Linked DNA regions of Homo sapiens: all the other regions are linked to region 2. Evidence: chromatin loops called from intact Hi-C (ENCODE). Cell type or tissue: endothelial cell of umbilical vein. All regions are shown on one strand.

Region 1 (2,500 bases), 170 kb after region 2:
TTATAGCAGCCAGAATAGACTAAGACAGATAGTTTTCTTTCACTATATCATCTAATTTTTAAAGACATTATTACTCCCATTTTATAATAAACTACTGTCAGAGGAGTGAAGTAACTTACTAAAGGTTACACCATAATAATGGCAGAGTTGGAACGAAATATATATGTCTAATTCCACAGCACACTCTTTTCAGTCCATGATCCAAAATCCAAACCATAGAAATTGGTACCACTTAATCACTTCAGAATTCTCACTAACAAATTTTAGAGGCATTTTGAGAAATAATAAAATAAAAGTAATCCAGAAATTGACCATACTTACATATTTCTCTTACTTATTTTTTCTTTTTCACACATTATAGCTTCTTCTTCTTAGTCCAAGCTCAGTCATCACCTCTCTTGCCCTCCCTATATCCCCACACACTTAAGTTAGTTCTCTTTTCTTGATTTCAGATATTTTCCTTTTTTCCCTCAGATTTGTAGAAACCTGAATGATGAGGTAAAAATATTACTATCCTAAATAACTGACAACAGCTTTTCTTAGGAAGTAAAGTAACTCTTTTTGGGAAAATAACATCATATGCTGCTCACCTAGCAGGTAAGATGTTAAGGCCATACATGTCACAGGAAGTTACATAATAAATATGTGCCTTAAATATAGCAGAAATCAAGGAAAATAATTTGTTTTGTTCTAAGGAAGAGGGGACGAAACAGAGGGACTGTGTGTGTGGATATAAAAAAATCACAAGCCAGCAAGAAAGTGTAAGGTTGAGAACTGTACAAGATGAAGGGCCAGTGAACTGAAGATGGTGTGGCCAATTACATTTTAAGAAAAGAGATGTAATCTGGGTAAAATAAAAAGTTTTCTCAACACAAAAACATAAACCCTCATTTACTCTTTAACTTCCAAATCTACTCCTGAAGACTTTACCTGAGTTGGGGTGTGTGTAGCAGAAGGGGACAGGTATAAATAAGAGTTAAGAAAGGAGCTGGGTTTCAGGAATGGGGTCAACATGGGACCTCACATGCAAAAAAAGTATCCAAAAAGCAGAGCGGATCATAAGGATAAAAGCCTCACCAGAAATCTGCAGAAATATTAAAGAAGGGAGTTGGAGTTCTTCCATGTTACAGTTCCAATCATGGCGCCATCTGGTGGCACATCTCACGCACGTTGTAGATACTGGGGGTTTTATCATGATCATCATTTAAGACAAGGTCTCGCTCTGCCATCCAGGCTGGAGTGCAGTGGCACAATCATAGTTCACTGCAGCCTCAACTTCCTGAGCTCAAGTGATCCTCCCGCGTCAGCCTCCCAAGTAGCTGGTACCACAGGCATGAACTACCACACCGACTCATTTCTTTCTTCCCCCTTCCTTCCTTCCTTCCTTTTCTTTCTTTCTCTCTCTTTCTTTCTTTTTCTTTCTTCCTTTCTTTCTTTCTCTTTCTCTCTTTCCCTCCCTCCTTTTCTTTCTTTTCTTTCTTCTTCCTTTCTTCCTTTCTCTCTCTCTTTCCCTCTCTTTCTCTTTCTTTCTTTCCTCTTTTTTTTTTCTCGTAGAGACAGAATCTCCCTATGTTGTCCAGGTTGGTCTCAAACTCCTGGGCTCAAGTGATCCGCTCGTTTTCACCTCCCAAAGTGCTGGGATTACAGGTGTGAGTCACTGCACTGGCCACTTTAAATATTTTTGAGAAATTGATTCATAAAAGAGAAAAGACTGGAGCTACCATAAATTCAGCGCCTACCATGTGCTTAGAATTGTATGTGTGTATATAATTTTAACAACATTGAGCTATCTTTATTTTAAAGAGAAATTTATTCGTCAAAGTCTACAAAATTGGTTTTATTTGTTTGCAAGGTCCATTCTCCACACATACTCGACAGTCTCCATAATTCTGTGAAGACTGTAATTTAAAAACATAAAGTGAAAGAAACATCACAAAGCAGAGAACAGAGGATAAAGCCTTAATAACCTCTAGTTAGTATATTCCGAGTTATTTGGGGAACTATTGTTTTCAAAACAAACAAACAAAAACTTGTAAAAGGAAAGCAAAAAAGAACAAGCACTTGGAAAATAAATATATAAAATAGCAGGAGTGGAAGAATTAGTATTAGGTTCAAAAGATAAAGTCAAAGAAATGACTTCCAAAAGAGGAAAAACAGAAGAAAAGATAATACAGTAGAGCAATCCAAGAGATTCAATATTTGACTAATAGAGTTCCAGGAAGAGAGGAGAGAGGGAAACAGAAATTGGAAATTTACTGAAGTAAATTTCCCATACCCGAAAAGTTGAGTTTCCAAATTAACCCCACCCCCATCCCCAGTGCAGGATACAATGACTCGTACCTAAGCATGTCACTGTGAAGATTGAGAACAGAGGCATAAAAAGATCCTGTAAGCTTTCTAGGAAAAGGGAAGCATCAATTTCAAAGATTCAAAATGGCGTCAGGCTTCTCAACAATAGAACTGGATGATAGATGACTCTGAAGCAATGCATTTTCACAAT
Region 2 (2,500 bases):
GTAGGTGTATGATCTTTGGGGAGTGTTTGGTTCCCGGGAGGCTCCAATTCCCGACAGTTTGGATAGACTCAGCATACGTCACAGAAAGTTTACAAACTACTTTTAATACCTTACATCTGGGAATCTAGGTGGAGGAAGAGGACAGAGGAATATTTAGGCTTTGCCTTTCCTCTCACATGACTATTGTTTTTCTTTGTCATTAATTTTATTATTTTTCTTTTCTTTTTTGTCATGTGGCTATTATTCTAATGTGATTTAAAATCTATTCTAATTCTAGAATAATATATGTTATACATTAATTTAAAATGTATTATTCTAATTCTAATGTAAAATCAGGTCCTTTTGGAAATCCTTTTAATTCTATTTTTTAAAAAAAAGCAAAACCAGAATACCCAGTTACAGTTCTTAGAAGACAGTTGATAATAGCTACTGTTTGAATGAACTAATAAGTGAAATGAGTAAGCTAATGAACAAATGCAATTAAATGGATAGAGTAAAGATGTTTCCCAGGCTTATGAAATTGACTAATAAGAAAAGCTAAGAAATGTTTAAAAAATAAATTTAAACAGCACAATATTCTCAAAAGAAAACTTGGATTGTGTCTTCTTCTCCTTGCTGTTTCTATGCATAACCTAAAAAATCTAGGCCATGGAGATACATTGCTTTGTCTTGCATCTATTCTTGATGTTCCTTCTGTCTTGTCAATAGTTGTTGGTAGCTGTCTGTCTTCTCTGGTTGCAGCATCATTGTGTTGTCACCTCTTGGCAGTGAAAAATAGGCATATATTTTATAGCATTAAAAAAAAAAGCCAGAGTGGCAACAAAAAAAGCATTGCCATGTAGTTTCAGAACATTCATTGCTTTCATTGACAGATTAAAGAAAGGAATCCAGGCCTATCTTAGTCTACACCCTGTGCTCTTTCCACTATCTACTGCCTCTCTCATCCCACACCCAAAATATTCAGGATATCAAAGACATTTATGCTCAGAATTGCTACTTCCCAGCAGCAGAGTTTAATCAAGACTGGAGGTGGACTCACTCACCAACTGACTAGCCAGATGCTGCCATCTGGCCGTCACTCCTGGAATTGATGTGAATTGTGAATCGGCTTGATTCTTGCAGTGTAGCAGGGCTGATTCACTACAGCAAAGAAAAATCATCCCTGATTCAATAGGAAGTGAGCAACGCAAATTAGCAAGGGCAATGTTTTGAGAGTCAGGCAGCCCAACTCTGTATGTGCAGTCCAAGGACTGACCCCAGTTGAACTCCTAGTTTGATGTATATGGGTACTATTGTCTTTTGATTTCAAATTCTGCTTCGTAATGGTGGATCACACTGTGTGAATGACTGAAATGGCTTCCAAACGACCTGTACCTTACTTTGTTCTGCTGAAAGGCTACCTTTTCATTATTGATAATGAAAGCAGTATCAAACATGGATATTGTTCTTTTAAATGCCACCTCCTATATCCATAGCCATCTTTTGCCTTTGCACATAAAGATATCAAGCTGTATGTCATATCTGTGTGCCTGCAGCTGTAGATGTGAGATACAGTGTTAGGAAGAGAGGGAAGTAAAGAGGTTGTGGGAGGAAGGGCAGATGTTTGATTTCCTTTTTGCCCCAAGAACAATGCATACAACTTCTGAAGGTATACTTAGTACTTGGATTATAGCTTCAGCAGATCAATATACTTTGGTTTGCTCTTCCGGTGGCACCTCGAGTTTCCATGGTTTTATCTACTTTCTCTCATCCTGATTCTTTGTGACCAAAAATATGGTTTAGCAAGATGACTAGCTACAGAGAAAACCTCACCTATGCATGCGAGAGCAGACCCAGGACGTCAGCTTTTCTGCACTACTCAAGTAAACAAGACATAGAGAAATATTTGAGGACAGCAGGCCAGTGTGGATACCAATGGGTGCATCTCAAAGCTGTAGCTACAAGAGAAAATTGAATGATCTCCACATCATCCCAACGCACACTTTTGGGTCAGGATTTTCCCCAAACGCTTTCTCCACTGCACCACCCTGACTCACAGTAAGAACTTCTTTTGACACCGTGGTCTAAAAGACTGAGGCTGTGACCATGAGAAAATTACTTAATCTCTCTCAGCAGATTTCCTCATAAGCAAAATGAGCATGTAATACCTACCTCTTAGGGATGTTATGAAAAGAAAATCAATCTAAGCGCCTATAACAAGGCCTAGCACAGGGTAAATGCTCAGTAAATATTGGCAATTACTGCATTTTTTTTTTTTTACCACTTCCATTTTTCTTGGTTTCCTCTGCTTCTGTCAATCTGGATAAAATAATGAATGACTACAGAGTTGCATATATTATTGACTCCTCTTTATTTCGTAGAGCTAACTGTATTCTCAAGATATTGGAAGTCTGTTTTTAAACTATAAAATATCTCAGCTACTAGATTCCTAGAAAAATGTTTCTTCTCCAAATTGCATGGAATTTTCTTCCTTGCATGTCACTATTCTTCAAAGCATTTA
Region 3 (2,500 bases), 60 kb before region 2:
GCACTCCAGCCCCCTCTTTTATCTCCATGTGCACTGGCTGCATGTTTCTTGCTTTTCCTGAGACCCCCGTCTGCCCAAATGCAATATTCACTCTTTAGCAGACTTCTGGGGAAAAAGCTTTTTCCTTTTTCATCTCAGGGTGAGTGAGTAGCATCTATAGTCTCAGTGTCTGTTCTGGTGGGACCTGCAGGTATAATTGCTGTTTTTCCGGGGGAAAAAGTTACTTGAGCACTTAATTTGCATAGTATGTCTTGTTCTAGCAGGAGAATCAGCCATTCTGGCATATAGAGAAGGCTGTGCCTTAGTTCCGGGTTTTCCAGTTTGCATTCTGAAGGTTGTAAGAAAGCCTTTTGTTGCCTTCCTCCTGCAACCCCTGTCACAGGCACAGTCATTTTGGTGCTCTTTGCCTCTGGGGTGTTAGGAACTGAGTAGGTCACTCCCTTTTTGACCAATAAATCAATTAGTTTGTTCCCCATTGTCAATTGCACCCAGGGCTTCTGTGAGGAAATTCCTCATTCTCTATCAGAGCTGTAGTCCTGGTTCCACCATCTGCTGGTGGGTCCTTTCCTTCGCGCTTTCCTTTTTTTGTGGCCCTTGGCTTCCTTCATTTTGGGGCAGTTAACCTTCCATTGGCCCTCTTCCTTATGACAGGTGCATTGGTTGTGGCCCAAAGGCTTACCCTGACTTTTCTGGCATGGAGGCTTCCCTGCTTATTCCACATATACGGTGCCTGACTTGTATTTCTTTGCCATTGTACACTGTGAAAGCAATGTCAACTAGCTGAGAAGGGGTAATTCCAGTGCAGCCTCTTTTCTTTTCTAGCTTTCTCTTTATAGCAGGGGCACTCTGCTGAATGAAAGTCTTATATACCAACCTCGAATTCTCAGGGTCTTCTGGTTTCATATCAGTGTATCTGCAGAAGGCTTGGTAAATGCATTCTAAGAATTCAGAGCGGTCCTTATTTGCCTTTTGAATGACTGTCTGAACTTTATTGAAGCTCTTTTGGTTTGGCGCCCCCTCCTGATTCTGACCTGAATGCATGCTTGGTAGTGTTCCAGATGGGTCATGTCCCCATCTCAATTGGGGTCTCAATTAGGGTTTGTACCTGGAATTGCCCCTGCAGGATCGGAGATATTGTTTGTCTCATGGAGGTGATGGGCCTCTTCATTTGCCTTCTCTATTACTAGCCTTCTTTCATCTGTGGTCAGAAGCATAATAAAAAAGACCAAACATCTGCCCAGGGGGGCTGGTGGGTAGCAAAGATGGATTCAAAGAGATTAGTCATTTTCTGGGGGTCTTCTCTATAAGGTTGTTTGGAGCTTTTCCAATTTAGCAAGTTGGATGTTGAAAATAGGCTGTAAGTCCAGTAATGTCTGACAGATGGCACTTCTATGTGTGAACCACCCATAGGCATCTGCCTAAGTGGGAATTGCCCTGCTCCAGTCACAGTATTGCCCTGTCCAAACAGAGTGCCCTGTTGGGTCTTGGAGGGACAGACCATTCCAACTCCCTCATCATATTGAGATGGGGCAGTAGCCCCTTCCTCCAAATTTGGAGCATCATGTGGTGATGGTGAGGCAGCCAACTAGCTGTGGAGAAGGTGGTGAGGCAGCCAAGTAGCTGTGGAGAAGGTGGTGCAGCAGCCATGGCGGCAGGAGCTGCTGGGGCAGCTGGGTTTAAAGCATTTAAAAGAAATCTTTATCCCTTTGTTCCTGCATCTGGCTATCTGGCTTATGAAAGACCCTCTTCTCATCTCTTTGTACAGCCAGCAGAAGCCCCCTGCCCCATCCTGAATCCTGATTTTGCAATAATATGAGAACTTGGAATAAGGCATTTCTTCCCATTTCCCAGATCTCTGACAAAATAATTCTAACTGAATTAAAGTCCAGTACAGGGTACTCCTGTTCAGAGGCCAAATTCATCACCTAATCTGTAAGAAGTCTAAACAGTATTGTAGGCCTGGTGAGGTGGCTCACACCTGTAATCCCAGCACTTTGGGAGGCCAAGGTGGGCAGATCACCTGAGGTCAGGAGTTTGAGACCAGCTTGGCCAACATGGTGAAACCCCCATCTCTACTAAAAGAGATTAAAAAATTAGCCAGACATGGTGCCTCGTGCCTGTAATCCCAGCTACTCGGGAGGCTGAGGCAGGAGAATCTCTTGAACCCTGGAGACAGAGGTTGCAGTGAGCCAAGATTGTGCCACTGCACTTCAGCCTGGGCAACAGAGTGAGACTCTATCTCAAGAAACAAACAAACAAACAAAAAACAATATTGTAATAATAGATCATCTTATTCTTGGTCATGAGCTCCTAGCTATAAGCCCTCCAGTTAGCGAGAATGCGACTCAGGGGCTTCTAGAGGGCATTGAGACCTTGTTGCCCATTCTGGCTTGGTTCCTGTACCTGTACCACTTGACCCTGCTGAAACAGTGGTGACACCTTCTTTTCACAGCCTTGTTTCTTCTGCTCCTGTACTCATCATCTCCCATAACTAGACTTC

Evidence for each region. Hi-C counts contacts between places; a loop is a spot of excess contacts. Peaks named below come from ENCODE experiments on the same cell type or tissue, not always from the same donor. Only the 100,000 strongest peaks of a DNase experiment are listed, where the experiment ranks them.
Region 1: it touches region 2 in a loop (3.0-fold over the local background); 54 of 110 quality-filtered maps call a loop at or near these places.
Region 3: it touches region 2 in a loop (6-fold over the local background); 12 of 110 quality-filtered maps call a loop at or near these places.

Annotation. Positions count from the first base shown.
Region 1 is chr14:20,529,814-20,532,313 of GRCh38, reverse strand. No RefSeq gene overlaps it. Among named protein-coding and RNA genes, the nearest start is that of RNASE10, 26 kb to the right of the region's middle. RefSeq lists an enhancer at 979-1,478. In endothelial cell of umbilical vein, a CTCF peak has its summit at 1,149 (motif pointing left); a DNase peak (open chromatin) is centred at 1,143; H3K27me3 peaks cover 179 bases.
Region 2 is chr14:20,696,490-20,698,989 of GRCh38, reverse strand. The region is part of intron 1 of RNASE4 (ribonuclease A family member 4); the gene reads right to left. All of the region lies in intron 3 of EGILA (EGFR interacting lncRNA), which reads left to right. Among named protein-coding and RNA genes, the nearest start is that of ANG, 9.0 kb to the right of the region's middle. In endothelial cell of umbilical vein, a CTCF peak has its summit at 1,072; a DNase peak (open chromatin) is centred at 1,079; H3K27ac peaks cover 322 bases.
Region 3 is chr14:20,756,677-20,759,176 of GRCh38, reverse strand. All of the region lies in intron 2 of LOC107984671 (a long non-coding RNA gene), which reads left to right. Among named protein-coding and RNA genes, the nearest start is that of EDDM3B, 10 kb to the left of the region's middle. In endothelial cell of umbilical vein, a CTCF peak has its summit at 1,027 (motif pointing left); a DNase peak (open chromatin) is centred at 1,016; H3K27me3 peaks cover 202 bases.